Regions from separate parts of the Homo sapiens genome. Here region 1 is linked to region 2. A link is a loop called in an ENCODE intact Hi-C map of the cell type or tissue named here. Cell type or tissue: K562. All regions are shown on one strand. Links, peaks and the distances in the headings refer to the core of each region. The heading gives the core; the rest is flanking DNA.

The links. A loop is a pair of places that touch in the nucleus more often than their neighbours do. Peaks named below come from ENCODE experiments on the same cell type or tissue, not always from the same donor. Only the 100,000 strongest peaks of a DNase experiment are listed, where the experiment ranks them.
Region 1: it touches region 2 in a loop (2.5-fold over the local background); 6 of 110 quality-filtered maps call a loop at or near these places.

Annotation. Positions count from the first base shown.
Region 1 is chr5:131,801,621-131,817,262 of GRCh38, reverse strand. MEIKIN (meiotic kinetochore factor) reads left to right here. Exons shown (of 13, transcript NM_001303622.2): 13 at 10,005-10,273. The coding sequence ends at 10,027. Among named protein-coding and RNA genes, the nearest start is that of FNIP1, 12 kb to the right of the region's middle. In K562, for the core only: no CTCF peak of the experiment used is centred there; no DNase peak of the experiment used is centred there.
Region 2 is chr5:131,412,908-131,429,878 of GRCh38, reverse strand. It overlaps RAPGEF6 (Rap guanine nucleotide exchange factor 6), which reads left to right. Exons shown (of 28, transcript NM_016340.6): 27 at 663-977; 28 at 2,588-5,958. The coding sequence ends at 2,613. It overlaps LOC105379173 (a long non-coding RNA gene), which reads left to right and starts at 7,177. Exons shown (of 3, transcript XR_007058929.1): 1 at 7,177-7,869; 2 at 12,702-14,808. In K562, for the core only: a CTCF peak has its summit at 6,602; no DNase peak of the experiment used is centred there.

The DNA of each region.
Region 1 (15,642 bases), core at 7,350-15,349, 380 kb before region 2:
CATCTGCCAGCTGGAGAACCAGAGAAGCCAGTGGCATCACTAAGTCCAAGTCCAAGGGACTTAGAACTTGGGGAGTGTTTATGCAACTCCCAGAATCCATAGGCTAAGGAACCTGGAGTTCTAAGGTCCAAGGACAAGAGAAAATGGATGTCCTCGCTCCAGAAGAGAGAGTAAATCTGCCTTTCCTCCGCCTTTTCTATTCTGGTCCTCAACCAGTTGGATGGTGCCTGACCACTTTGGGTGAGGGCAGATTTTCTTTATTCAGTCCACTGATTCAAATGCCAGTCTCTTCTGGAAACATCCTCACAGAAACAGATCTACTCAGAAATAATGCTTTACCAGCTTTCTGAGTATCCCTTATTCCAGCCAAATTGATATCTAAAATTGACCATCACAATAATATATTGCTACCCAACCTAATTTACAGTGCTGACTTTTCATATTTCATATTCCTTAGGTTATGAAGTTTTCAAGGAGAAAGCACATAATTGACTTCTTTCTATCTCTATCTCTGATAACATCAGCATAGTGGTAGGGAATAGCAAGATCCTGTATTTGTCAGGATCCTACAAAAGAAAAAGCCAATTTTATATATATGGAAAACATTAAAGAGAGGTTGAAAGTTATAGAGGATAGAATAAGGCCTAACGTATGCAAATTACCATTCCGGAGAGAATAAAACAAGGAATTGACTTATACAGTTATGGAGCTGTAGAAGTATAGCTGGGCAAGTTTGCAAACTGTATGGCAGGCTGGAAACTCTTGGGCAGGAGCCAATGATGCAGTCTACAGATAGATTTCTTTTTGTTCAGATAAACTTCAGTTTTGCTCTTAAGGCCTTTCAACTGATTGAATGAGGCCTACCTATATTATCAGGGATAATCTCCTTGAAGTTTATATAAAGTTTATTGTAGATATTAACCACATCTACAAAATACCTTCACAGCAACGCTTAGATTAGTATTGAACTGAATAATTGTGTAATATATCCTAGGCAAGTTGTCACACACAACTAACCATCACAGCGCATTCCTTATCAACTATGCATCCATTTGCATCTCCTTAAACCATAATTTAATCTCCAGATAAAGACAATAATAAAGTCATACTTTTGCCTAACATGCTACAACTCTCCTGCATAAAACTGAAAATGTGCTAACCCTTTCCCCAGAAGAGGATACAAAGTTTCGGGCAATGTTCACCCTTCTTCTTGCTATCCTGTAACTTAAAAACTGTGATATAAAGTTAACTATTATTAATACATTGTACATCATATGATAAAGGGATAAGAGAGAGAAGAAAACAAAGATACTTGCCTAACTAATCAGGTGATCGTAACAGGTATTTATAACCACCTTCTTCTATTACCCATGCCATATTCCTTCTGCCTTCAGCAGGCACTTCAGATGGTCATGGTTCTTTACCTGGTGGGTGACACAAACTTTATTTCTGATGGGTCTGGGCCATTAGCAGTCCTGCATGGATTGGGTTGTTGTAGTTTTCCATTAACGTTAATCACAGGGTATGATAAAATTAACAGATACCCTAAGAGATCTCCTGTGTTCCAGACATATTCTTCCTTACCACCATTGTGGAGTAGTAGTTCAGATTCTCCTTGGTAGTCCGGATCAGTCGCCCCAGTCAACACCGTAAGTCGCTTCTTAGCCTATTGACTCCAAAGTGACTGGGGGCAGTCTTAACTTCCAGTTTAATAGAATTAGTCTCCTGTGGAGGAATTTCTCCCTTTGGAACTAAGACCTCTAAGCCAGTGGGGCATAAAATTATGAGAACAGGAAGAATAAATTTTGCTAGTGGGTCACCAGGGTTAATAATGCATGGTGCCACTTTTGTTTCTACCCCTTGATTCCTGGCTATGGAGGGAAAAAAAGTACCATTTATTGGATGCTGATTCAGAGCATATATATAGCCCTCTGGAGAACTCTGCCCTCCCTGCAAGTTATTGCCACCTAGCTGGTGCTATAACTGAATCTTCAAAAGGCCATCCCATCATCCTATTAGGCCAGCTTCTTTAGCATGATAAGGAACATAGACCAGTGAATTCCAGGAGCAATGACTCATACTGAAATTCTTTTGCTGTGACGTGAGTTCCTTGATCAGAAGCAATGTTGTATGGAATATGACAATGGGTAAAGCATTCCATGAGACCATGGATGACAATTTTGGCAGAATTTTGTATGAGGAAGGCAAATCTGTATCGAGGGTCTGTTCTAGTAAGAACAAAATGCTACCCCTTCCATGATGGAAGTAGTTCAATGTAATCAACTACAAAGCTGACTGAGCACCCAGAGGAATAGTGCCATACTTGGAGTCAGTGTTGTTGTCTGCTGCTGACTGGTTGGGCCCTCAGCAGTGGCATCCAGGTTGGCCTTGGATAGTGGAAATCCATATTGCTGAGCCTATGTATGACCTCCATTCTTGCCACTGTGGCCACTTTGTTCATGAGCCATGAACAAAGAGGATACCAGTTAGCCTCTTTCCCCAGCCCTGTTCTGACAGAGGTGGCTGGAATAGAGACTGACTGGTTTCCACAGACTTGATTATCCTATATTCACTTCATTATTAAAATCCTCCTCTGCTAAGATCACCTTTGGTGAGAATTTTATGGCATACATCCTTCTTTTCTTTTCTTCTTTTCTTTTTTTTCCCATTGAGAGAGGTCTGTCCTGGGTGGGTGTGATGGCTCATGCCTGTAATCCCACCGCTTTGGGAGGTTGAGGCGAGTGGATCGCTTGAGCCCAAGAGTTTGAGACCAGCCTGGGCAACATTGTGAAACCATCTCTTCAAAAAAATACAGAAATTAGCCAGGTGTGGTGGTGCACTCCTGTAGTTCCAGCTACTTGGGAGGCTGAGGTGGGAGGATCACCTGAGCCCGAGGAGGTGGAAGCTGCAGTAAGCTGTAATCACGCCACTGCACTGCAGCCTGAGCAATAGAGTGAGATCCTGTCTCAAAAAAAAAAAAAAAAGATCTGTCCAATGCCTCCTTTCAAATTTTTCAGTCCACTTGTGATGGATTACTGAGTGTCAACTTGATTGAATTAAAGGATGCAAAGTATTGTTCCTGTGTGTGTCTGTGAGGGTATTGCCAAAGGAGATTAACATTTGAGTCAGTGGACTGGGAGAGGCAGACTCACCCTCAATTTGGTGGGCATCATCTATCTAATCAGCTACCAGCATGCCAGAATAAAAGCAAGCAGAAGAATGTGAAAAGATTAGACTGGTTTAGCCTCCCAACCTACATCTTTCTCTGATGCTGGATGCTTCCTGCCCTCTAACATCGAACTCCAAGTTTTTCAGCTTTGGGACTCGGACTGGCTTCCTTGCTCCTGAGCTTGCAGATGGCCTATTGTGGGACTCTGCGATCATGTGAGTTAATACTCCTTAATAAACTCCCTTTTATGTATATATATTGTATTAGTTCTGTCCTTCAGAGAACCCTGACTAATACAATGTTCTTTCCAAGTCCCTGACCATACAGCCAAATCATTGGCTACCACTCTAGAATACAGTTAAAGATCGGCTGGGCACGGTGGCTCAAGCCTGTAATCCCAGTACTTCGGGAGGCTGAGGCGGGCGGATCATGAGATCAGGAGATCGAGACCGTCCTGGCTAACACAGTGAAACCCCGTCTCTACTAAAAATACAAAAAAATTAGCCGGGCATGGTGGCGGGTGCCTGTAGTCCCAGCTACTCAGGAGGCTGAGGCAGGAGAATGGCGTGAACCCGGGAGGCGGAGCTTTCAGTGAGCCAAGATCATGCCACTGCACTCCAGCCTGGGTGACAAAGCAAGACTCTGTCTCAAAAAAAAAAAAAAAGAATATAGTTAAATATCTGGTTATTTCTCCTTTCAACAAAGCACACAACCGGGTGCACTCCTCTCAGTTCTGCCCACTGGGAGGACTTATCTTCACCAATTTCCTTTAGGGATGTCCCAGAAAGAAATTGTAGGTGCTCTAACTGTCGACTTTAAGGCAGTACCTGCATATCATAGAGAACCATTTGTAAATCAAATATGAGTTTTCTCTTCCTCAGTCAACTGATTGTAGAGAACTCCTCATGTCATCTTCAGAGCAGGCAGTGAGAAAAAAGGTAATGTAGCCAGGGTGGGGGCCATGGACATTTGGGTCACTTCCTCATGTTACTTACTTATGACTTCAGGGCCTGCTCAAGCTCAATTTTACATAAACCACTTCCATTTGATAATGGAGTGCTGCCATTAACACCAAATTTATGACTTGGTAGGTCAGACAGCACATAGTTCATGATAGGCAGTGTGGGTCACATGGTAACTTGATGGCCTATGATTAAGTGCTTAGTTGCTACTAAAATTTGGCAATAAGCCAAAAGCTGTTTCTCAAAAGAGTAGTTTTCCACTGAGGATGGAAGGACTTCACTCCAAAATCCTAAAGGTTCACCCTGGGAGTCACCTGCAGGGACCTGCCAAAGGCTCCAAGCAGCGTTTCTATCTGCCACTAACACTACAAGCACCGTTGGATCTGCTGGATCATTTGGCACAATTTTCAGAGCAGCTCCACAGCAACCTCGACCTATTGCAGATGATTCTCTTGTTCTGGGCCTCCCTTCAAATCTAGCAGCTTTTTAGGTCACTCAGTGAGTGGGCTGGAGTGGCACACCTAAATGAGAAATATGTTAACTCCAACATCCAAAAAAGCTGACTAGGCATTGTGTCTGCCTTTTGGTTATAGGAGGTGCCAGATGCAATACCTAATTCTTCGCCTTAATAGGGATGTCCCTCATACTACTTGACCCCTGGAAATTACAAAGGTGGAAGGCCTTTGGAGACCTACCAATTTCATTGTAGGAATATACCCAACTGTAATGTATATATGTGTCACCAAAAAATATCTACTAGAATATTAATAGCATCAGTGTTCATGATAGCCTCAAGCTGGAAACTATCCAAATGCCCATTAAGTAAAATGGATCAACTATGGTATATTCATTCATTCAAGTGCTATATAGCAGTGAAAATCAACAATATAAAGTTATATGCAACTGTTACATATTACATGTTATATACAAAATTACAAACATAATGATGCGTTTAACAAAGGGTGCCAGACCCAGTAGAGTATATTTAATATTATCTACATACAGTATAAAACTTGGCAAAACTAAACTATAATGGAAATCACGATAGTGGATGCCCTTGTTGGAGTGGGGGCATTACTTGGAAGGGATTACAAGGGGGAATTCTAGGGTGCCGATAATGTTGTGTTTCCTTATGTCAGTGCTGTTTACACAGGTATGTTGTGTTTGTGAAAACCTATCAAGCTGTACATATGTGTACATTTCTGTGTATTTGTTATACTTTAAGAAGAAGTTGGCCGGGCTGGGCGCAGTGGCTTAGGCCTGTAATCCGAGCACTTTGGGAGGCCCAGGCGGGTCAGGAGATCGAGACCATCCTGGCTAACACGGTGAAACCCCATCTCTACTAAAACTACAAAAAATTAGCTGGGCGTGGTGATGGGCACCTGTAGGCCCAGCTATTCAGGAGGCTGAGGCAGGAGGATGGCATGAACCCGGGAGGCAGAGCTGGCAGTGAGCCGAGATCGTGCCACTGCACTCCAGCCTGGGCGAGAGTGAGACTGCATCTCAAAAAAAAAAAGAAGAAGTTGGCTAGGCATGATGGCTCATGCCTGTAATCCCAGCACGTTGGGAGGCCGAGGTGGGCGGATTACCTGAGGTCAGGAGTTCGAGAACAGCCTAGCCAACATGGCGAAACCCTGTCTCTACTAAAAATACAAAAATTAGCTGGGCATGGTTGCAGGTGCCAGGAGGCAGAGGTTGCAGTGAGCCGAGATTGCACCACTGCATACCAGCCTGGATGACAGAGTGAGACTCCGTCTCAAAAATAAAAAATTAAAAAAAAAAAAAAGAAAAGAAAAAGTTTACAAATAACACTAGCAACACTCTTAATTTGATCTTTTTGGCCTGTCATATTAGTTTCTGACGTTAGATATTGTTAAAATTCTGGACTTAAGTATGCAACAAATCAAAACCAAAGTGTGTCTGGGAGGTTCTTTTGAGTGTTCAGACTGAAGTTTTTTAGTTTAATTTACAGAGATAACTGCCCTTAATTCCCCTCCCCATTAATGTTGAACTAATGAACTAACGGTGCCATCTCCTGGCCTCTTTCTAGGCTCTCACCGTAACAGCTGCCTCCTGTTTCCCTTTCAACCTCTGGCCACTTCTCTCTTTCCTTTAGTAAAAATAGCAAAGCACCAAGCTAACTAGTGATCATGTTATTTTAAACATGCAGCAGCCTATTTTTAGTCCTGGCATTTAAAGTTTTAGCTATTTTGGCAGTAATCTAATCAGGACTACAGGGTGAAATTCACTTTTGAATTTCAGTCTAGGACTGTGATCAGTATGATTTTTGTTCATTAATAACTGGCACTATGCTGATTAAATAAAAAACAATGGTGAAAGTGAACCAAAGAGATGTGATAGAGGAGGTGGTGTGGGTAAGTCGTTGGAATAGTGACAGCCAGATAAAGGAGGCTGTAGAAAACATCTAGTCTAAGCTTTCTCAATGCATGGTCCTTCTGACTACCTCACCAGAATAACTACAGACCTGGTAAACTTCAGTCTCTAGAGATGGCACAGGAACCTGCATTTTGAAAGTGATTCCAGTAAGCACAAACATTTGAGAACCATTTCATTAGTCTATTTTACTCATCTTACATATAACAAAAATGACCTGGCCAGGTTAAGTGACTTGCCCAAATGCACAGAGCTTATTACTTGTAGAATCAGAACTAGAACAAGACACTGTAGGAACCCAAGAGAGGACACTTTTAACTTTGAGGTGTTAGAGAAGTCTAATAATACCTTTTGGCTAATCAGACAAAACCTGCAGCTATCCTTATAGTAAATTTTAAGATTTTTTTTTATTCTATTTTGAGCTCCAGAAGAGACGATAAATTATGTGTTATGAATTCATATCTCAGTCTAGTACTGTAGAATCACGGCCTTTAACTGGATGCATATGTTATCTTTAGTGAGAAATTTGATTTTCTAGATAATAATAGCAGGCAGAAGTATCACACAGATATATGACAAATGAAGTGGAAACATATTTATTCGAGTATCCGAAAGATGGTAGTACAAATCACTTAAGAATAGGACATCCCTAAGTTCAAATCCTAACTGTTACATAAGCACATTCCTTAAACTTTCTGAATTTTAGCCTCCTATCTGTAAAATTGGTAAAATAGTAGTTCTTACCTCAAAGAATTGTTGTGAGGACTAGAGATAATCTTTGTAAAGAGTGTGACATATAATAATCACTCATTATGCAATAATTATTTGTTTCTATAGGTTAGGTTAATTTCTCAAGTTTAGCTTTCTTCATCTCCCTTTTGAAAACTGTTCTTTGGTTTTGTTTGTTTTTTTTTTTTTGTTCGTTTGTTTGCTTGTTTTTTGAGACAGAGTCTCACTCTGTTGCCAGGCTGGAGTGCAGTGGCAGCTCACTGCAACCTCCGACTCCCTGGTTCAGGCGATTCTCCTGCCTCAGCCTCCCGAGTAGCTGGGATTACAGGCACGTACCACCACGCCCAGCTAATTTTTGTATTTTTAGTAGAGACAGGGTTTCATCTGTTGTCCAGGAATGTCTTGATCTCCTGACCTCGTGATCCACCTGCCTCAGCCTCCCAAAGTGCTGGGATTACAGGCGTGAGCCACCGCACCCAGCCTGTTCTTTGGTTTTTATCAAATTGCAAAAAGCCTAAAATATGCTGACTGGTTAGCGTCATTGATGGTAAATTGGGTTATGCCACCTCATGTAAAGAATATGTCAGGTAAGTGTGTATAGTCTTTGACACAGAACCATTGTTCTAGTGAAAATAAAGAGATGAAGTATGCCAGCCAGTGCCTTGGGGATAAAGAAATCCAACTAGTTTGCCATCGTGGAGGCCTTTTAAGTCTGTTGTTTTAGTGTCATATGGTTATAGAATGAAAAGATGAAGTTCTCCAGTTATTTGGTTCACTCATTCAGCAAACATTTATTGAGTCTGGATATCATATGCTAGAAATAGTTGCTGGTGATATTGAGATAAAGACATAGTTGTCTTTATAAAGTTTATAGTCTCATAGAGGAAGTCAGATATGTAAAACAAGCCCAATAGAGGTATATATGTGTTTTTGTTTTTGTTTGTTTGAGACAGAGTGTTGCTCTGTCGCCCATGCTGGAGTGCAGTGGTGTGATCACAGCTCACTGTAGCCTCGACCTTCCAGGCTCCAGCGATTCTGCCACGTAGCTAGGACTACAGGCAGGTGCTACCATGCCTACCTAATCTTTATGTATTTTGTAGAGACTGGGTTTCACCATGATGCCCAGGCTGATCTCGTACTCCTGGGCTCAAGCAATCTGCTCACCTTGGCCTCCCAGAGTGCTGGGATTACAAGCATGAGACACCACACTTGGCCCAAATTTACTTTTTACTTGCTCATTCTCACAGGAAGTATAGGGGTGATTTGAGAAAAAGAAATGACCCTAGAAACAAAAAGGCCAAGTGGGAGTTTTGCAAAAGTTCCAGTGAGCAAAGTTGAAAAAATAAGTATCTGAGCTAGTGTATCTCAAAATGTGGTGCTCAGGCCACCAGAGGAACTTATAAATAATGCAGATTCCCAAGTAATCGCCTCAGGGATCTGATTTAGGATTTTTGTAGGATTTAGGAGAACCAGTTTAAACTAGAAATTTTTTATTGGTATAATTGACAGGGCTTAGTGACTAACATAGGTACTGGTGCAGCGTAGTAAGAAAGAATGGTAGTTAGAGATGACTTTTGGGTCTCTAGTATTGTAAAGCATCAGAAATGATGCACTGTAGGTGATGGTGAGGGAGAATATAGGTCATGGCCTTGGATGTGTATTTGAAGACTGAGAATTTGAAGGGTAGGTGAGATAAGATAGTTGGGTGGGCTGATTACCCATTTGGGAAGTTACCCAGAAGTTCATGTGGAGAGGATGACTGTGAACCATTTTGCAAAGTCTTTAATGAGCGAGCAGTGTCTGAGGTCAGTAAACAGGGAGGAGTAGAGAGTAGTAGGTATAGCCAGCACTTCCCAGACTTTAATGTACTTGTGAATTGCTTGAGGATCTTGTTAAAATGGAGACTTTGATTTAGTACTTTTAGAATGGGACTGCTGATTCTACATTTCTCACAACCTTTTAGGTGATGCTGACATAACTGGTCCATGGACCCCACTTTGAATAGCAAAGATACAGGTGTCTGGTTCTCAGCTTAGCTGCACATCATACCTTCCTGGTTGTCTGATATGTGGGTCCCTTATCTAATTGGTATGGAAGATGGCCTAGATATCAGGATTTTAAAATCCTAGGTAGTTTTAGATGCAACAAAATTTCAGAGCCATTGATATCGGCTGATTTGGCCAGAGGATGAGGTATATGATAGTATGAAAGTGGCAGTGTTAACTAGGTAAAGCTGGTTCCACTCTGGATCTCTTGGCACAAGATGTGGGGGCAAAGGCCCCAGAATCAATCCTGTCTTCGGGATGGAACCTGGGTTCAACTGTAATAAAGGTTAGGAAAATGCAAAGGAAGGATGGGCAAGAGAATATGAGAGGCGACTTCCTGGGTGGTGGCTGAGGACAGGGTCATGAAAAGCACAACTGGATCAAGTGCTCCAGGTTACAAGGCTGGGGTTAAAGGCTCTGTGATGGCCACTGACAGCAATTTTTGCTGGGCTTTCCACCAGAATGTTATTGAGCAGATCTCCTTGCTTCTCCAAAGAGAACATGTCCTCAGCATGTCCTAGAAGGGATGAGCCAAATATTCCTTTTTTTTTTTAAATGGCCTCTGGATTTGTTTCCTAAGGCTTGATGGGCTGAAACTAGAGTGACCTGGGCATTAAGTGCTCTCTCCCCTGCAGACTGGTTATTAGTAAGTATTGGACACCTGCTTGTATACAAAGTAATCTATTGTTATTTTTTTTTCTCCAGATATCATAATAAAAATGGCATGAAAAAACAGCTGTGGCTGAATTTTCACCACTTTGAAGACAGGAGTGTGAAGTCAAAGTCTATAAAGCAGAATGTCTGCCTGAAATTATATGAAATTAAAAATTAAAAATTCTCCAGTTATTTGTGATATATCTCTATGTTGAAATTCTACTGAGGTTCTTGTCATTTACTTTTAATCAGTTAAGAAAAAAAATTATTCCATATGCTTCTTAAATATATGTATTTATATTAAAAGATAAAGAACCAAATCATTGGTATTAGAAGACTGTAAACTAAAATAGATGGTTTTAGCTATTTATAAAGAGGCTTCATCCCTGAGAGGTCTGAGAAGGAAAAAAGAAAGACAATGCCAGGGTACAATGTAACTTCCTTTGATTGTTTTTTTTTCTTCAAAGTTTATCGCTAGTACGATTAAAAGTAGTAAATCTTTCTCTAAAGCAATGTAGAGAAAAACAAAAACAAACAACAAAACAAAAAAGTAGTGAAGTTATTGAAGTGCTAAAAATGAAAATGCTTATATTATGAGCTATTTATAACAGAACTTAATTGAAACCACATGAGTGAGAGACCTAATTTCAGGTCTGACTGAAAGAAACTCTATACTCAAGGTTTGCTGAAGTAGGGAATGTATAATATGTATAATCAGTCCTACACTATTTAATACATTACCTTATCCCCCCCCAAAAAACCTTCTTTAGCTAATACTATCTGTAGGATTTTTAAAAATTTGGTAATATAACTTGCAGTATCTCAACAATTCCCTTCTTAAAAAGCAATGATCCTGTACAGTGAACAGAGTCCAGTTGTATAACTTGGAGAGATTTTAACTTGATTAGTCCTTGATGCTAAAGGGCTTTACTAATATTATACATTCATAAGAGTCAAATTTTCAAAACTTCAGGATTAAGAAAGATTGTAACATCTATGAGTTATTTTGCAGTTAAATAATCTGTATAGTATTTATTTTTAACAAGGCATCCCTATGAAGGTACTCTTATAATGATTTGACAAGGCTTTAAGCCACTAACAAAGCTATTTGTGATTTTGTGATTTCATCTGAAGATGAAATATGGAAAAGTTGTGAAGAAACATAGATGAGAACGTTAACGATGGAGACTAGCATAAAATTTAGACCTGTATTCTAAATTAATACTCAACTAAGTCAGCAACTCTTGTGGTGGTTTTAAAAGAAGAAATGTGATAAGCAGTGGGGAAGTAAGGAATGAAATAGAAGCCCTCTTCTCTGCCTTCAAGCAGTTTATATTTCAAGTGGGATGTGAGAGAATGAGAATGAATTATTTGCTAGTTTCTAATCAGGTGATAGGTTCCTGTGAGAAGGAAAGATACTTGATTCTTGGATTGGGCCTGGTGGGGTGGAAGAAATAAACATTTGATGGTTTCACATTGCTGATGAAGAAAATATAGGTAGCTCTGAGAGGTAAATGTTTGGCCAGGGCTATGTAATTTAGGAAGTGATGGAGCCAAGATACGGGGCAGGAGTATTTGAATATAATATTTTTTTCCTTCTCCCCAGAAAAGGCACATTCAATGTTTTTGTTTTATAGACTGCAGCACAAGGAAAGGTCAGAGGGAGGAAGGAATTGGAATTGGCATTGGCATTCAAGGCTTAGGAGTGGAGGATATAACAACTTCAATTATGATTAAGAGCAAGGAATGGCTGGGTGCGGTGGCTCACCCCTGTAATCCCAGCACTTTGGGAGGCCGAGGCAGGCGGATCACGAGGTCAGGAGATTGAGACCATCCTGGCTAACACGGTGAAACCCCGCCTCTACTAAAAATACCAAAAATTAGCCAGGCATGGTGGCGGGCACCTGTAGTCCCCGCTACTTGGGAGGCTGAGGCGAGAGAATGGCATGAACCCGGGAGGCAGAGCTGGCAGTGAGCCGAGACCACGCCACTGCACTCCAGCCTGGGTGACAGAGCAAGACTCTGTCTCAAAGAAAAAAAAAAAAAAAAAAGTAAAGCAGAAGAAGCCTGCTGGCTGGTGACATGAGAAGTCCAAAGAGGAATCCTATTGGCAAGTCCTTGGAAAAGGTTGTATGCGTAATCTTTACATCTGTTCCAGGCCTCAGAGGTCTTTCAGTGAATCTCCCTGGAAGAATATGAAAAAAGGAATTCATCTCTTTCTGGGATGAGGGATTCATAGTTTTTATCTATTTTCAGTGTAGTCTGCGATCTAAAAAAGGTTAATGAAACAACCTTTTTACTTCAGCATGTAACTAAACTTTATTTTTAAGCATTTAAAATTATATCTTAAAATTTTATCTCATTAAAAACAAATCTCAGGTCATAAGTACCTCAAAAGTTCAGTTAAAAGTGCATGAAAGAGCCAGGCACAGTGGCTCATGCCTATAATCCCAGCACTTTGGGAGGCTGAAGCAAGCAGATCACTTGAGCCCAGGAGTTTGAGACCAGGTTGGGCAACGTAGGGAGACTCCATCTCTACAAAAAAAGTACAAAAATTAGCTGGGAGTGGTGGTGCTTGCCTGTAGTCTCAGCTACTCGGGAGTCTGAGGTAGGAAAATTGCTTGAGCCCAGGAGGCAGGGCTGCAGTGAGCCATGGTCGTGCCACTGCACTCCTGCCTGGGTGACAGAGCAAGACCCTATCTCAAAAAAAAAAAAAAAAAAAGTACATGAAAGTTGATGTCATTTCCATTTTTAACTAGAACTTTTTTTCCCACCTCTCCAAGATATCATTCATCATGGTTTGTTCAGTAATGAATAGCCTTTTATGTTGTGTATATAGCATATATGTTTATATAAAGGTGTGATGCCCAAACTTTCCAGATAAGTTATCTTCAACCTCTCCTGCTCTACTCTTATTTTCTAACCAGAATTTTAAAATGTTTCATCATCTTACATGTTAAATCCTACCTTGACTCCATATGTTTTTCTAGCTAGCCTATCATTCTTCATCCGTTTGTATTCATGTTTCCTAAAGAGCGTGCTTTCTACTTTGTCACAGACCCCTCACCTTTCACCCTTCCTAAACATACCCAAACACACATAATTTGGCCTTAGCTTTGTTTCTCCGCTGACATTGTTCCCCTTAAGGCTCCCAGCAACCTCCTTGATGCTAATCTAAGGGGTATTTTTCAGTTCTCATCTTACCCAACTTCTTCCAGCTAATGATGTTATAGACTAGTACTTTCTTCCTAAAAGCCTCCAGAAAAGAATGACTTCTCTGAAACATTACCCTCCAGGCTTTCATCTCATCTTTAGCTCACTCTTTTCCATTTCTTACAAAGGCTCCTTTTTTTCTGCCCAATCTTTAAGTTTTGGTGTTTCCTGGGGTTCTGTTCTGGGGCATCTTCTCATGCAACACTTGCACTGGGTGATCTCATATACTCATGGCTTAGTTACCATCTCTGTGCAGCTGACCCCAAGTTTTTGTCTCTGTTATGGATATTGGTAGTGGACATGTGTGGTGACTTCCCCTGCATCTATCCATTGCCTTTCTAACTTTATCCTAAGTGGATTTTACATTTCTCAGCCATATGGTTTAGGTGGGATTGATCCCACCCATAGTTCCAGGGGTAGGCCTTTAATGGCATAAGCCAATGCATGTTAGCCTTCTCAACTCTGGCACAGTAATTGGTTCAGTGATGGGTCCAATGCCTAAAATGATCCTATTGGGATTAAATATCAGAGTTTTTTTCTTGGAATGCTGGGACAGACTTTTCTTTTTCTCTTGGACTTTCATCTGAAAGGATATATCCTGGAAGCTGCTGGCAGCCAGCTTATGTCCATGTTTGGAAACACTGCCTGGAATAGAGTCTGCACAGAGAAATTAGAGATGAGAAGAAGAAACTGAATTCTCGATACCATTGATGCAGTCCTTGGATAAAGCTGTGCCTGAACTGTTCATCTACACTAGATCCAGTTATGAGAGCTAATCAATTTCATTCTTTGCTTACGCTAGTTTTGTTTGGGTTTTCTATCATGTGCAATGTAGAACATCCTGACTAATGGACTCAATCAAAATCTTTCTAGAGTTTCCCGCATCATAGCATTTATCAAAATGTACTATAATTGCCTGTCCATTTTTTATTTTTATTTTGTATTTTTTGTGACAGAGCCTTGCTCTTTGTCACCCAGGCTGGAGTGCAGTGGCACAATCTCGGATCACTGCAACCTCCGCCTCCTGGGTTAAAGCGATTCTCTTGCCTCAATCTCCTGAGTAGTAGCTTGGACTACTACTGCTGGTAGCTGTGCACCATCATGCCTGGCTAATTTTTGTATTTTTAGTACAGACAAGGGTTTTGCCATGTTGGCCAGGCACGTCTTCAACTCCTGACCTCAAGTGATCCACCTGCCTTGACCTCCCAAAGTGTTGGGATTAACAAGCGTGAGCCACTGCACCCAGCCTGTCAATTGTTTTTTTCTCCCTAGACTGTAAGGTCCTTGATGCAGAAACTATGTCTTGTTCTTTATTGTATTGCTCGATTCTAGCACAGATACATATTAAGCATATTAAATGTTTGGAAAATATTTTTTGAAATAATTTTTGTCATAGTTTTGTGCACTTATAATAGAATTCAAGATGAGGATTTCAAGCCAATTTATATTTGAAGGAAAAGTTTGATTCCCTGAAATAACTTATGACAATCTGTAATAGCTTTTTTGTTATTTAGTTTCTTAAGGGCAGGGCCTGTACCCATCTTGTTCATATTGTATTCCTAGCACTTGGAACATAGTAGGTGCTTATTTTCACCATCCCTATTAGGTTGTTTCTGTTGCATACAAAATTCTCTACTATCTTCCATCTTAAAACAAAAGAAAACCAATTGTCCCTTTCCATCTCCTCTCTGCTCCCCATCTCAGCAAAAAAAGAGGAGTTGTCTGCATTTGCTTTACCACTTCCATTTTGCCCCCTTTATCTTTTGGAAACTGCTTCAGGCTTTCACTCACATTACTCCATTGAAACTGTTCTTGTGAAGATACCCATATTGACAAATCTAATGAACACTTGAATTTTCAGCATCATTCAACACAGTTGACTCATTTCTTTTTAGAGACATTTTCTTCTCTTGTCTTACTGCTGCTCCTTCTCATTCTTCTATGTTGGATCTTTCTCTTCCAGACCTGTAAGTGTTATCCTCTTTGGGTCTTAGTTCTGAACCCTCTTTTTTATATATACACTCCCTTCACGTAAAGTCATCCATTCCATTATTTTAAATTCTGTCAGCCGGGCGCGGTGGCTCACGCCTGTAATCCTGGCACTTTGGGAGGCAGAGGTGGGCGGATCACGAGGTCAGGAGATCGAGACCATCCTGGCTAACACAGTGAAACTCCATCTCTACTAAAAATACAAAAAAAAAAAAAAAAATTAGCTAGGCATGGTGGTGGGCGCCTGTAGTCCCAGCTACTGGGGAGGCTGAGGCAGGAGAATGGTGTTAACCTGGGAGGCAGAGCTTGCAGTGAGCCAAGATCGTGCCACTGTACTCCAGCCTGGGAGACAGAGTGAGACTCTGTCTCAAAAAAAATAAATAAAAATAAATTCTGTCTAGAAGCTGATGCCTCCCAAATTTCTCTCACTAATCCTAGCTTCTCCCCATATATTCTAGTCAGTATCTCCACATGGATGTCTTATAGG
Region 2 (16,971 bases), core at 3,126-11,125:
GGGGCTTCATGTTGGCCAGGCTGGTCTCAAACTTCTCACCTCAGGTGATCCACCCACTTCGGCCTCCAAAGTGCTGGGATTACAGGCGTGAACCACCGCACCTGGCCAGAAGTAAAGTTCTTGAAGGAATTAGTTCCTCCGTACCAGCAAAGTTAAAGTTTATATGCTAGGACTGAGAACTAATCTGCCCAGGAGTGCCAGAAAACATTGGTTCATGTCTCAGAGAGAAGGTGAAACAGCCCTTAAACAGATGGCCCAAATGTCATTTCTATGTAAAGTCTCCCAGTTTACAGAGAATCGGTGTGTAGGGTGAACTTTTAAATGTTTCTGATATCTTTAGGGCTGGTGTGACTTCAGGAGTTGTCATGTACTTCTGTGATATGGGGGCTGAATTGCAGAAGGAAGCTTGTCATCAGTGTCATCTCCTTCAACTCTCTCGTTCTATTTAATGTTTACAGGACTTAATATAGTTGTTTATGTATTTTAAAAAGAGGTTTGTTTATTAAACTTTTAAAAAATGTTTTTGATCTGCCATCATTCAAGTTTATTCATTTTGTCTATTTTTAAGTTGTATTTTGTCATTGTAATAAGTTTGTGGGGTGGTTTCTTTTTTTTTCCATTTCTTTTTCATTAACATTTTCATTGCTTATTTTTCATGCCAGTGTACTGTGTCACCTCACCCAAGAAGGACGATAGGTATAGGGAGCCACCTCCCACTCCTCCAGGATATTTGGGGATTTCTTTAGCGGACCTAAAGGAAGGACCCCACACACACCTAAAACCTCCAGATTATAGTGTGGCAGTGCAGAGGTCAAAGATGATGCATAACAGCCTCTCTAGACTGCCACCAGCTTCTCTCAGTAGCAACCTCGTGGCCTGTGTTCCATCGAAGATTGTAACTCAGCCTCAGAGGCATAATTTGCAGCCATTCCATCCTAAACTAGGAGATGTGACTGATGCAGATAGCGAAGCAGATGGTATGTTGACAAGCTCTCTTAAAGGCTCTTAAATGAATTGCTGAACACATTAAATGGTCTTTACTTTGGTATTTTATGGTAATTAGTAATTGTTTCTTTAAATGCCTTGAATCTCTGTTAAAAAGTAAGAAGTTCCTGCCGGCAGGGTGCAGTGGCTCACACCTGTAATCCCAGCACTTTGGGAGGCTGAGGCGGGCGAATCACCTGAGGTCGGGAGTTCCTGACCAGCCTGTCCAACATGGAGAAACCCCGTCTCTACTAAAAAAATACAAAATCAGCCAGGCATTATGGCGCATGCCTGTAATCCCAGCTACTCGGGAGGCTGAGGCAGGAGAATTGCTTGAACCTGGGAGGCAGAGATTGCAGTGAGCCAAGATCGCACCATTGCACTCCAGCCTGGACAACAAGAACAAAACTCTGTCTCCAAAAAAAAAAAAAAAGTTCCTAAATATAGTATGGGGGAGTGTTTTGGTTTTGTTTTATTTTTCAAGATAGGGTCTAACTCTGTTGCCCAAGCTTAGAGTGCAGTGGCACAATAATGACTCACTACAGCCTCAGACTCCTGGGCTCAAGCAGTCCTCCCAACTCAGCCTCCCAAGTAGCTGGGACTACAGGTGCACACCAGCATGCCTGGCTCATTGTTAAATTTTTCCTTTGTAGAGACAGGGTCTCACTATATTGACCAGGCTGGTTTTGAACTCCTGGCCTGAAGCAGTCCTCCCACCCCAGCCTCCGAAAGTGTTGGGATTATAGGTGTGAGCCACCACACCCAGCCAATGGTGTGGGTTGTTTGTTTGTTGAGACAAGGTCTTGCTGTGTCACTCAGGCTGGAGTGCAGTGGCATGATCGTGGCTCACTGCAGCCTCAACTTCCTGGTCTCAGGTAATTCTCCCTCCTCAGCCTCCCAAGTAGGTGGGACTACAGGCACACACCACCACACCCAGCTAATTTTTTGTATTTGAGACAGCATTTTACCATGTTGCCCAGGCTGGTCTTGAACTCCTGGACTCAAGCAATCTGCCAGCCTCAGTCTCCCACAAAGTTGGGGTTATGGGTGTGAGCCACTGTACCCCGCACTGATGGTGTATTTTTTAAATGAAATGGGCAAGCTGCCTATTTCTGTGTGCCTAGTACCCTGTGGCTCAAATGGAATATTCTTATCTTTGATGAAACAGTGGCTCAATCTAATGGGATACTTTTAACATTAATGGAATTGTATTTTACCTTAATGCATGGAAACTTGAAACTGTGTTTCAAATGCCAAATTATCTGAAATGATTCTATTGATATAGTTCCTTTTATTAGCAAAAGTCTTGACTGACTTTGTACCTGTGCCAATAGTTTGAGAAATGATTGTTTTATTGAAAATAAATGAAAATTTATGCTTTTAAACAAGAGTAATAAAATGATTAAAAACCATGAAATTCCAGTTTATTGTCAACCTTCAATGTGATCAGAAATCATAGGTATTATTATAATAAAATCTGGGCCTCGATGCAATGTTTGAGAGGATTTCTTTGTTGACATTGATTTTCTAAATAGATAACTAGATTATTAGGATCTCATTAATATGCTGATCTGCCAGTTAATTATATATTTTTTATTTTCAGAAAATGAACAAGTTTCAGCAGTCTAGCCTTTGGATGACCTATTTGAAAACCACTGAAAGTCGTGGAGGAATGGGCAAGAACCACCTCATGATTCTGCAGGCCATTGCTAACGAACAGCTCATTGCTACAACCAGTCCAGAGGTTTTATTCCCTCTACTCCGAGCAATGAAATAGACCTGAGTTATGCTTCCTTTCATTTAATTTCTGCAGATAAATAGTTTCCTGAGCAATGGATGCTATGCCTGGATACCAGTCTCCACTTTGCACGCCGGAACTGCCTTGGGACCACAGTTACAGAAAAAATGTAAACTCAGAGTGATCCTTGTGTATATTGCTATAGATTTTTCTTTAACAAGCTATTTTAAAGATAATGGCATTATTATTTCCAAGCCATAGCTTGGGCTGAAGGACAAATTGAAATTGTCTGCCAATACCAAGGATATTCTTGTATATTTGAAAAATAACTTATTATTTGAATTGTTGTGGTTTTGTTTGTATTTGAGAGCTCTTGTTAGCTGATATTCATGTTTGAGGTCATAAAATTGTCTCTGGTCTGACCAAACAGAAGTCATCTTTACAGAGGTGATATGCTTGATCTACACAGAGATGTGACTTGATCTGTAGCACCAATGCAATGTAGGTCTCAGTTTGAGAGAAATAGGAAGCCCTTTGCAGTTGAGGTGTTAGGAACCTGCTGGTCATGGTGTGGAAGGCCAAATGAAGCTGCCACAGGGTTTCTTGTCAGTCCTTTGGGAAATGGGAGGGAGTAGTTTGGGGAGGAGGGTGGGAACCCTAATTTCCACAGAATGAAATTTTGATGTTAAATGACATGTATACAAATTCTTCCTTAAGTGAAAGTTATGCTGCATCGAATTGTAACTGAAAGTATAGATCCAACAAATAGAGACTGGGTTCTAGAGAGTTCTGGTCTATAGAAACCCAAAACTAAAATCTCTCATAACTCAAGTATGGAATACTTTTTTTAAAGAAATTCTTATCATGGGTGTTGTAATAATGAAGACGAATTTGACTTTATGCAGTGTTCTGCAGCATGCCTCCCCCACATCTCATAGCACCAGGTTGTGTCTGACCTGACATACCCTGCAGCTCTCAGCTGGCTGCAGTAACATTTTGTGGGAGAAAGAGGAGCTGGAGTTACAGAAATGATTGTCTCTTGGTTCTCAGTTTTTAGCCCTTGAGAGGACATACTTTTCCAGCCTCATGGGTATGGCACTCTTAATTAAAATTTCAGTGACTGTTTACTGGATGAGGCAGATTTTTCACATTTTTGCAAATTAAATATATTTTATATATATTAAGTTTAATTTTTTCAGTTTTTTTAATGTAAAAGCAAGTGAAATTTTAATAAACTTCTGTAATTACCAAAAAAAAAAAAAAAAAAAAAGCCAAAGCCATTAACGTGCACTACCCAGATCAACTTGGAGCCAAAAGGGGTTTACTTCTGAATGGCTGTCCGTATGTGTCCACATAGGATTTAGTTGGTTTGTGGCCTCCTTTATAGAAATGTGTTGTCTTTCCCTAGCTGTCTCTGCTGTCTGTCTTCCTGCATATCCCCCTTCATTTTAAAATCATGAATCAGTTGTAAGTGGTAAATGGTAGTAGTTCATCTTTCCCATCAACATGATTGTCTCTTTATTTTAGGAATAATAGCATTTCAAAAATTCCTGTGGTAAAGAAACATTAATCTGAAACTTAAGCCTTAGAAATTAATCGCAGGTATGATAGAATGAGGCTTGGTGGTTCCATAGCTTTCTTGGTCCTTTGAAATGGGAAATAACCTGAACCAAAAATCCTAGTTTGAAAGTTACACTTCAGTGATTTGGCCTATAAACAGTGGTCCTATGATTATACATTTTTTCCTTCACTGATTTGCATAATTTTGTTTTCATGGCCACAGCAAAACAATGTGAAATATATTTTTGCTATACCCACTTTTTTTATCAAATTCAGATGTCTACTCTCACCATTTTATATTCATTTCCCCAGAAAAATGTGCTGTTTTCATAATGTCTTTATTTAGCAGGTCTTTCAAACCAAATGGAAGCCTTACCTGTCTTTGTCCTTAATAGTGTAAATATCTTGCACAGAGTGTTGAGGCCTATGGTTTTGGACTTGCACCTTACAGCTGCCTTTGTTTTATCTATCTAGCTTTAACTGTGAGTGTTCAGATCAGCTGATCACATTGATCAGGAGCCAAAGCCAAATGCTTTGTAGTTTGTTATGTATGTATCCCTTAAAAAATCATGAGGTTTTGATTTTTATATTTTAACTAAGGGTACATTCCTGCCTTCTCTTAGTTTGTCATATGACTAGAACAAGAGAAGTCTTAAGCTGCATTTACTCCAATTCCAGATCTCCATTTGTTTTTGTTTTATAAATTTATAATCTTAATGAAGAGACTAGTGCCCTCTCTTCCTGCCACAACTCTCAATCTGCCAAGACTGTTGAAGCAGTTAACGCTCAGTGCAAACTTTTGCCAAATAGTAAGTTTCAACAAAATATCTTTATAGTGAAAGATTTTGAGAATTAGTAAATCCAGTACATGATTCCATAAAAGCTTATTAAAGTTAATAATTCTAATTTACTCCAAATGATTACTTTCAATATGATCTTTGGGGAGAAAAAGCCTTTAGTGAATTTTCTTGAGGGTGATAAATCACATCATTGCGATCTATATCACCTCCTTGAGAATCTCTCCCAGGCTGAAAATGTGATGGTAATCATGGGTGTTTTTAAGAACAAATCTAATTTTTATCAAGTGTTCTTTCCTCTACAAAAAAGGAAGGAGGAGAAAAAGCTTCCTTAAAACTGATTATTTTGATTCAATTTTAAGTTTCTAAAAAAGGTGATATTAAAGTATATGTATTCCTTCAGCATTACCTTAAAGGCTAGAAAAACGGGATAAATCTTCAGAAAAGTGTCAAAAGTGTCACAGTACATGTTCAAATTTAAACTTGAATCCTGGTTCATCTTTGACTTTTGTTGTGCATTTTTAATGCTTCTTTATTTTTGATACACAGAATGCAGTTGAACTTGATCTTTTAAAATTGAGACATGTAAGCTAATCAGCAAAAGACAGAAACAAAACTGCACATCTGTAATAATCAGATAGCAATTCTACTGCACAATTCATTGATTGTAAGGTATCCTGTAACAAGCAATGTTTGTCTCCTATTTTTTGATACCTCTTAAACTTATGTCTTTTAGAAAGACAGTGCCTCTGTATGCTTTTTGTATTTTTACTGAGTGTAAATATTTGTTATATTTTTGGTTAAGAGAATGTAAAAATACCATTTATTATTATCATATCTACTAATACATTGGTGGAATCAATAAAGAATCTACATTAATCTTCTCTGTACTTAATTATAAATGTATGGAACTGATGAAATAATTACAAACTTAGTCATTCGAGAGTGCCAGTCTGGGACCTGTGTTGGTGTGAAGGCCTTATTTTTTAACTATCCAGAAAAATTGGAGTGGTCCATTTGTTGTTGGTTATGTCAAATCTGTGAAACACCATAGCTATTGTTTAGGTTTAAAAAATTGTGTTTGATGGCATACCAAGTTAACAGTGGCTTAAACTCAATTGGGGCTTGTCTTTTTGTTATTGTTGTCTGTTTCTTTTTCTTCTTACAGTAGAAAAGTCTACAGACAAAACTGTCCGGGGCTGATACTGTAACTCCTCCACGATGCTGTCAAGGATGGCAAAAGTAGGGGTGAAAAGGATAGGCTTAGGTAAGGAAAAGGTGCAAATATGTGTCTCTTTCTACGCAAAGAGAACAAAACAGTAGTTTCCAGAAGCTCCACTTGCATGTTTGTACTTACATCCCATTAGTTAGACCTCTGTTGCATGACTGGTAGCTCCAAGGGTGCCTTGGAAATTATCTATTTTATCTGAGCAATTGATGTTCCTAACAAATTTAGGACTCTTCAGTGAAGAAGGAAAGAATAGATTTCAAATGGGCAGCCAGCTGGGTCTACGAAAGCATGCCTATTGCCCCCTCTTTTGGGCAGTATATGTAAATACAGCCACTTTTATGGGATTAGATCCCAGGACCCTGGCAAAGTAGAAGGAAATTCTACTTTAGCTCCTTTTTTAAAATCTCCTCACAGTTTTCCCTCGGTACCCAGAGAATGTTACTCCCATTATAGCTAAGACTTCTACCTTCTTCCAGTTCACCCCCTCTTCACCAGGTTTTCCCAGGCCATTCTGTCCCCCTGACCATCTCTCCACAGTCTCACTAGTTTCTTTATTTAGAAAATATATTTCTTCACCGGGCATGGTGGCTCACGCCTGTTATCCCAGCACTTTGGGAGGCCGAGGCAGGCGGATCACGAGGTCAGGAGTTCAGGACCAGCCTGGCCAACATGGTGAAACCCCGTTTCTACTAAAAATACAAAAACTAGCGGGGCATGGTGGCGGGGTCGTGTAATCCCAGCTACTTTGGAGGCTGAGGTAGGAGAATCTCTTGAACTCAGGAGGCGGAGGTTGCAGTGAGCCAAGACTGCACCATTGCACTCCAGCCTGGGCAGCGAGCAAAACTGTCTCAAAAAAAAAAAAAAAGAAAAGAAAAAATACACATATTTATATTTGTATCAGATGGCACTGGTGAAATGAAATTTTTTTTAAGTAGAAAATAAGTATAATTGAAAAACGGCTACCCCAAAATATCAAGCTCTAATCCCTGGAGAACTTGTAAATATTACTTTATTTGGAAAAAGGGTCTCTGCAGATGTAATTAAGCATTTTAGAGATGAGATTATGAGTGGGGCCTGAATGCCATCACAAGTGCCCTTGTAAGAGAAACAAAGGAAGATACCAGAAGAAGGCAACATGAAGATGGCAGAGAGGGATGTAGCCACAAGTCGAGTAATGTTGACAGCTTCCAGGAGCTAGAAGAGACAAGGAAGGTATTCTCTCCTAGAGCCTCTAGAGGAAATGGTGCCTTGCCAACATCTTGATTTTGGATTTCTGGCCTCCAAAATGGTGAGATGATGAATTTCTGTTGTCTTAAAGCCACCCGATTTGTTGTAATCTGTTACAGCAACTCTAGGAAACAAATGCAAGTTACTATATATGTCTGATGTCAGAAATCCAGTCCCTGCAGTTAAGGATGTGTTGGTCCAGAAATACACTTCCTTTAACTTCTTCCACCCCCAAGAAGCACTTGATAGACGAAGAGAAGAACTGGCTCTCCCAGAAGGTGCCTCTGGAGAAGCCTGGTCAGCCTATTATTTTTCTCATTTCAGACATTCTGGTAAGTATATACTGGTATCTTGTGGTTTAAATTTTAATAGTGACTAATAATGCTAGGCATCTTTTCAAATACTTATTGACCATTTGGACCATTTTGTGAAGTCTATTCAGGTCTGTAATTGTTTACTATTTGTTGCTACAGTATTGAACTATTGATTTTTATAATGACCTTATATCTAGCTCTCTTGCTCAGTTCATTTATTAATGCTAACAATTTGTGGATTCTCTTGGAATTTTCTGCATACTCATATCTGTTCATAATAACTTATTTATTTCTAGTCATTTTGTATTTTCTTTTCTTGTCTTTTGTTGTTGTTGTTGTTGTTGTTATTGAGACGGAGTCTCGCTCTTTTGCCCAGGCCGGACTGCGTGGTGCTATCTCGGCTCACTGCAAGCTCTGCCTCCCAGGTTCACGCCATTCTCCTGCCTCAGCCTCCCGAGTAGCTGGGACTACAGGCACCCACCACTGCGCCTGGCTAATTTTTCGTATTTTTTTTTTTTTAAGTAGAGACAGAGTTTCACCGTGTTAGCCAGGGTGGTCTCGATCTCCTGACCTCGTGATCCGCCCGCCTCGGCCTCCCAAAGTGCTGGTTTCTTTTCTTGTCTTACTGCACTGGCCAAAATGCCCAGTATAGTGTTGAATAGAAGTGGTCAGAGTGGGCCAGATCCAGTGGCTCACACCTGTAATCCCAGCACCTTGGGAGGCCGAGGTGGGAGGATTGCTTGAGCCCGGGAGTTCGAGACCATCCTGGACAACATGGTGAAACCCCATCTCTACAAAAAATTAGCTGGGTGTGCCAGTGCACAGCTGTGGTCCCAGCTACTTAAAAGGCTTAGTTGGTAGAAGGATCACTTGAGCCTAGGAGGTGAGCTTTGATCACACTACTGCATTCCAGCCTGGGTGACAGAGTGAGACCCTGTCTCAAAAAGTGGTCAGAATGGAATTCCTTTCTTTGTTCCTGATCTCAGCGAGAACGCATTCGGATGTCACCGTTGAGCATAGTGATTGCTGTAGGATTTTGGTGGTATTTATGAGTTTAAGGAAGTTTTATTTATACCTTGCTAAGAAAGTATATGCTGTTGAATTATGTCAAATGCTTTTCTTGAATTTATTGAGATGATCAAATTATTTTTCTCTTACCTGTTAGTCTAGTGAATTAATAATATATTTCATAGTGTTAATTCCTCCGTGTCTACTCCTGCCCTCCTACCTCACCATTCGTTTTGTTAGAATAAACTTCCTACTTAGTCATGTTATTTCTGTGTATCTCTGGATTTATTTTGCAATATTTCTTTCTTTTTTTTTTTTTTCATTTGAGACAGAGTCTCGCTCTGTTGCCCAGGCTGGAGTGCAGTGGCGTGATCTTGGCTCACTGCAAGCTCCGCCTCCTGGGTTCACACCATTCTCCTGCCTCAGCCTCCCGAGTAGCTGGGACTACAGGCTCCTGCCACCACGCCCAGCTAATTTTTTTGTGTTTTTAGTAGAGACAGGATTTCACCGCGTTCGCCCGGATGGTCTCGATCTCCTGACCTCGTGATCCGCCCACCTCAGCCTCCTAAAGTGCTGAGATTACAGGAGTGAGCCACTGCGCCCGGCTGCAATATTTCATTTAGAATTTTAGCATCTGTATTCAAGAGAGAGGTGGTGTATAATTTTCCTTTCTTTTCATACCCTTGTCAGATTTTGGTGTTAATGTAAAAATGTCCTCGTGGAAAGAGCTGGAAGTTGTTTCCTCTTTGTCTATTCTTGGGAGAGTTTATGAAAGATTGAACTGTAGCCCTTTAGCCTCCCTGACTCTTGCCTCTGTCTCTTAAAATCTGGAAAAATTGGTGGACTCTGGTCTGGGTTTCCCCTCCCTTGCATTATGGCCTAGAAATGTTGTTCAGGAAATAAATTCTGGGGCAGCGGCAGGGCTTACCTCTTTTGTTTCATGTTCGGTCAGCAGTTACTGTTCTTCAGTGCCTGATGGCCCGTGTCTTAAGTGACATTGTTTTACCTACGTTGTTCAGTTTTTTAGTTGCTTCAGGCAGGAGGATAGAGTGACAGGTATTCCATCTTGACCAAAAGTAGAAGTCTATATATAAGATTTTAACACAGCTGTCTCAGGAAATGATAGAAGCACACACACACACACACACACACACACACACACACACACACACACACCCCTTCCCACCAAATCAGTAAGGAAATAGTGATTGGAACAACATAGTGAACAAACTTAATCTAATGGGCCTGTATAGAACACTGTATCAATAACTGCAAAATATATGTTATTTACAGATGAACATGGATCATTTATCAAAGTTGAATAAATGTTAGGCCATAAAGAAACTTACTAATAAATTTCAGAGGGCTTAAATCATATAGAGAAGGCAGTCTGATTACAGAAGAACTAAATAAAAATTATGAAATTTGGAAGAAATGTAGCTCCAAATCCAGTGGAAAATGGAAAGTATTTTGAACCGAATTGAAATGAAAATAAGAATATCAGAACCTTTTGGATATGATTACCCAGGCGTGGTGGCGAGTGTCTGTAGTCCCAGCTACTCGGGAGGCTGAGGCACGAGAATTGCTTTTTGAAAAAATAATTGGTAAACCCTTGGTGAAAATGATCAAGGGAAAAAATGGCAGAACTAACCAGTGTTGGAGATGGAAAAGAATTATTATTTGGTGGGCGGGGGTGGGGACAGGATCTTGTTCTGTTGCCCAGGCTGGGGTGCAGTGGTACAGTCATAGCTCATTGCAGCCTCAACCTCAAGTGATCTCCCACCTCGGTCTTCTGAGTAGCTGAGATTACAGGTGTGCCCGGCTACTTATTTATTTTATTTTTTTAAAGAGAAATGAGATATCACTATATTCCCTGGGCTGGTCTTGAATTCCTGAGCTCAAGCAATCCTCCCACCTTGGCCTCCCCAAGTGCTGGCGTTACAGGCATGAGCCACTGTACCCAACCAAAGAATTATTTTATTTATATATATATATTTTTTAATTTATATATATTTTTTATTTATGTATACTTATATATGTGTATATATAAATAAAATATATTTTTTATTTATATATAAAATATATATTTATATATACGTATATATACATGTATATATACGTATACATATATATGTGTATATGTATACGTATATATACATGTATATATACGTATATATAAATATATATTTATGTACATATATGTGTGTGTGTGTGTATATATATATATATATTTTTTTTTTTTTTTTTTTTTTTTTTTTTTTTTTTTTTTTGAGAAGGAGTCTCGCTCTCTCACCCAGGCTGGAGTGCAGTTGCGTGATCTTGGCTCACTGCAACCTCTGCCTCCCAGGTTCAAGCAATTCTCCTGCCTCAGCCTCCTGAGTAATTGGGACTACAGGCGCATGCTACCACACCCGGCTAACTTTTTGTATTTTTAGTAGAGACAGAGTTTCACCGTGTTAGCCAGGATGGTCTTGATCTCCTGACCTTGTGACCCACCCACCTCAGCCAGAATTACTATAATTACAAAGAAATTAGAGAGATATTAAGACACTTTGAGTAAGTAAAATGTACATGAAATATACAAATTCATAGAAAACACAGCTTAACAAAACTATAACAAGATGGAAAACTTCATAGTCCTCTATTAAAGAAATTAAATCCTCTTTAAAAGCTTTTCCACAGAGAAAACTTCAGTCTTGGATGACTTTACTGGTAAGTTCTACCAAACACTTACAGAAGAAATAACAAAGTTGTATAACAAAATTTCAGAAGTAATAAGGATTTCTTTTTTCTTTTTCTTTTTTTTTTTTTTTGAGACAGAGTCTCACTCTGTCACCCAAGCTGGAGTGCAGTGGCACTGTCTTGGCTCACTGCAACCTCCGCCTTCCAGGTTCAAGCGATTCTCCTGCCTCAGCCTCCCAAGCAGCTTGGGATTACAGGTGCGCACCACTGCGCCCGACTGATTTTTGTATGTATTTTTTTTAGTAGCGACAGGGTTTGACCGTGTTGGCCAGGCTGTTCTTGAACTCCTGACCTCAAGTGGTCTGCCCACTTCGGCCTCCCAAAGTGCTGGGATTACAGGCGCCTGGCCAGGATTCCTTAAATAAGGTAAAAGAAAATGTAACTCTAAATGAAGTGATTGATATATTTGACTATACTAGAATGCATTCACCAAAAAACACCATTTACAAAAACAAAAAGCCTGTAGAGTTGGGAAATATATTAATTCATATAACCGTCAAAGGACAGGTGTCCAGGTATGTAAAGTACTTCTGTATACCAAAGAAAAGGAACACCCAATAGAAAAATGGGCAAAAACCTTAATGAAGCACTTCATAAAAGAAAAAATTATCTAATAAACATACAGAGAAGTGCTTTATCTCATTCTGTAAAACTCTGCATAGGTTCGGAATTGGCCATGGCGAAGTGTTAACTGTGCTGCTGTCTAATGTGGAATGTAGTGGCAGATGAACCTGGGAAGAGGAGAAACAAGAAAAGGGCTGAAAGGGGGAAGAGATGGTAGAAGAAAAAAAATACGTTGGATACAGTGGAACCACCAGGTGGCGCCACGCTACAATATGACTCTTGGAAGTCTCCTTTTAAAGAGAGAGCAAGGTAATTTCTTAGTCGTCATTGCAGATGTTTCTGCAGCCAATAGTGAAATATTTGACAAAATTGAAGCATTTCCAAACCAGGAAATGTCATAGAATTTTAGGTTCTAGTTGGATAATCTTTGGATAACAGTGAATGATAGTATGGTATTAGCAATACTCTAATATGTATATTGTTTGTAAATGTGGGCATAGGATTTGCAATACTCAGTAAGCATTGGATTTTTTCAGGGACCACAAGAGAAACCTACCAGAAAATACAAATGGTCCAACTCTGAATGGGAATGAAAAACATACCTGTACAAAATATGCACTAAAAAAAAAAAATCAGAAGTCTAACAATATATATTGAACAACTGTGTATTACAAAGACTCCCTGGCAAGTTCTCATCTGTTCTGACCAGTTGGTATTTTCAGCGTTCTTCTTTCACTTTGGCCATTTTGGTTGGTATGTAATGGTATTGTGGTTTTAGTTTGCATTTCCCTAGTTATTAGTGGGGTTGAGCACCTTTTTCATATTACTATAGGCCATTTCCTCTTTTATGAAATGCCTTTGTAAGTATTCTTTTCTAAATCGATTTCGAGGTGTTCTTTATATATTCTGGATCTGACTCCTTTGTCAGCTATACCTGTGGCAAATAGCTTGTCCCTCTCTGACTTGCTTTGTCATACACTTAATGGTGTCTCTTGAGAAGTTCTTAACTTTAAACTAGAGAAATGTATTATTCTTTTCCTTTATAGTTAGTGCTTTTTGTGTTGCAGGGTTTTTATTAAATCATTTTCTACTGACTTTTTTTTTTTTGAAATGGAGCCTTGTTCTGTAGCCTAGGCTAGAGTGCAGTGGCGCCATCTCAGCTCACTGCAGCCTCTGCCTCCTGGGTTCAAGTGATTCTCCTGCCTCAGCTTCCCGAGTAGCTGGATTTATAGATGTCCACCACCACTCCCGTCTAATTTTTGTATTTTTAGTAGAGACAGGGTTTCACCATGTTGGCCAGGCTAGTCTCAAACTCCTGACCTCAAGTAATCCACCCACCTCAGCCTCCCAAAGTGTTGGAATTACAGGCGTGAGCCACTGCACCCAGCCTTTGTGTTCTGCTTAAGAAGTCCTTACTCTAAGTTCATGATTATATTCTGTGTTACATTTTAAATGTTTTGCCTTTTAAATTTAGCTCTAAAACAGATCTGGAATAGATGTTTATGTGTAGTATGAGGTAGGAGTCAGGTTTCATTCCTCTACCTACAGATTGTTCCTGCACCATTTATTGAAAAGACATTTTGTCTAGTGCACTTCACTGCCATCTTTGCTGTAAATCAAGTGTCCATATATACTTGAGTGTCCAGTATACTTGAGTTTATTTCTGGGGTCTGTATTCTGTTTCATTAGCCTGTTTATTTCTCCATTTTCCAATACCACACTCTTAATTACTCTAGTATTACACATATCAATATCTTAATGAGAAAGTTCTCTAACCCTGTTCTCCTTTTTTGATGTCTTGTATCATTGTATTTCCAAAAAATTTTAGAACCAGCTTACCAACTTACACACAAGTACACTTACACATATGCATACAATTGCAATTTTCATTGTGATTTTCTTGAATCTATATATCATTTTGAAGGAGAGTAACATCTTGAAATTTAGTCTTCTGATCTATGAATGTAGTATATTTCTCCACTTAGATTTTCTATTGCTCTGTTTTATTGTTTTGGTTTAAGAGTTTCATACTTTTTATGTAAGATTTATTTTTAAGCAGTATGTTTGATGCTATTATAAATAGTAGCTTCTAAATTTTCAGTTGTTAATTATTCTCTCTTTTAAGAGATGGTTTCTTGCTCTGTTGCCCAGGCTGGAGTGCAGTGGTGCAATCACAGCTGACTATAGCCTCGACCTCCTCCAAGGTAGAAGGGACTACAAGTGCACACCACATGGACCCAGCTAATTTTTTAATGTTTTTGTAGAGACGGGGTCTACTAATTTTGCCCAAGCTGGTCTTGAACTCCTAGGCTCAAGTGATTCTCCTGCCTTGGCTTTCCAAAGTGTTGGGATTACACTTACGAGCCACTGTGCCCAGACTTTGATTATTTTTTGTCAAATAGAAATAAAATTGATTTTTTAATGTTGTTCCAGTGTCCAACAGTCTTACCAAACTCACTGAATCCTAATAATAATAATAATCTCAGATTTTCTATATAGACATGTAATCTGCAGCTAAAGGCAGTTCTATTTCTTCCTTTCTAATTCTTATGCCTTTTATTTTTTCAGTTACCCAGAACTTCCAATATAATGAATAGAAGTGATGATAGAGAAAAACTGTCAACAATAAATACACTGTGTGCAGTAAGTTTTATGTATTAACTCTTTGTCAGATTAAGAAAGTTCCCTTCGATTTATAATTTGCTGGAACTTTTTAATTATTAATAAATGTCAGACTCTATCAAATGCTTTTTCTGCATGTATTGAAATAATTGTGGGTTCTTGCTCCTTTATTCTATTAACATGTCCCAATTACTATGGCTGTGTAACAAATCAACCCAAAATTTAGTGGCATGAAACAACCATTTATTATGCTTGTTTATTGTTCAGGAATTTGCACAGGGTTTAGAAAAGCTGGCTTTTCTGTGCTCCACAGTGATTAAGGCCTTAGCTGAAAGATTCAGGCTCAGGACAGGAATTATTTGAAAGCTCATAGCTGAGAGTTAATGCTGGCTGTTGTTTGAGGCCTCTATTCCTGACCACGTGAACCTCTCCATGTGATCTCTCCATATGGGCTGTTTTGGCCTGCCTCAGATCATGGAGGTTGAGTTTCAAGGGCAAGTATCGCAAAAGAGAGAGCCAGGCAAGCTGTATCACAGTGTGTCACCCAGGTTCAGTGACAGGGAAGCAGAGGAAATTGTTGATAAAAAGTAACAAGGTTCTAGAAGACCATGTCAGAGAATATTGCTGTGGCTGTTTTTGAAAAATACAGTCTGCCACCCTGGTGTCCTAGTAGTCATGCCCTTTGCCATTTTCTACTGTATCATCCCCTTGGTTATGATTGAGACCTGTGAGTTGCTTCACAGCAATAGAAAATGGCAAAGGTGGTGTAATGTAGCTGCACGATTATGTTACACTGTATAAGACTCCATCTTGCTAGCAAACTAGCTCTAGGCTCTCCTTGGCTTAATGAAGTGCACATGTTGAGGAGGCACATGGGGACATGAACTGCAGGAGGCCTCTAGGAGCTAAGGGAGGACTGCAGCCAATAGTCAGCAAGAAGCCAGAGCCCTCAGCTCCCCAGCCACAGGAAATAGATTCTGTTAACCATTTGCGTGAGATCGAAAGTGGCTTCTTCCCTAGTTAAGCCTAGACAAAAACAGGCTACAGTTCAGTGATCTCTGAAGGTAGTACTGAAAAATTCAGTGTCCTGTTGGATAAGGTGCTCATCCTTTCTAAATTTCAGTTTCCTAATTTTTAATGACAATATTGTTATCTGTAGGGGTTCAAATAAAGTCCATTCCATTCTGATTGGGAGAGCACAGTGTATATTTTACACTGGAATACTTGAAATGCATTTTATATAACATTTAAAATACATATTTCAAAAATATTTCTTTAAATTATCAATATTAAAAGTAATATTATTTAAATTATTATCAAATAAAATCTCTCTGTCAACAACAGAAAACCCAATTTAAAATGGGCAGAAGGTCGAGCAATGCCTGTAATCCCAATACTTTGGGAGGCCAAGGCAGGAGGATATCTTGAGTTCAGGAGTTTGAGACTAGCCTGGGCAACATAGAGAGACCCCATCTCTACAGAACATTTTAAAAATTAGCCGGGCATGGAGGCGCGTGCCTGCAGTCTCAGCTACTTTGGAGGCCATTCAGGAGCGTCACTTGATCCTGGGAGGTTGAGGCTGCAGTGAGCCGTAATCACACCACTGCACTTCAGCCTGGGTGACAGAGGGAGACTCTGCCAAAAAGGGGTTGGGGGCAGCAAAAATGGCCGAGCACTGTGGCTCACACTAGAATCCCAGCACTTTGGTAGGCTAAGGCAGGAAGATTACTTGAGCCCAAGAGTTCACGACCAGCCTGGGCATCATGGTGAGACCCTGTCTCCACAAAAAATTTAAAGATTAGCCAGGCGTGGTGGCAGATACCTGTAATCCCAGCTACTCAGGAGGCTGAGGTGGGAGGATCGCTTCAGCCCAAGAGATGAGGCTGCAGTGAGCCCTGATTTTGCCACTGCACTCCAGCCTGGGTGACAGAATGATACCCTGTCTTTAAAAAAAAGGTAAAAGATTTGAATAGATATTTCTCCAAAGAAGATAACAGTTGGCCAACAAGCACATGAAAAGTGGTTCAGTGTCACTAATCCACAAGTCAAAATCACAACAAAATACCACCTCACACCCATGAGGATGGTTACTGTCAAAAAAATTGAAAATAACAATTGTTAGAGAGCATGTAGAGATATTAGAAGTCATGTACACTCTTGATGGGAATGTAAGTAATGCAACTG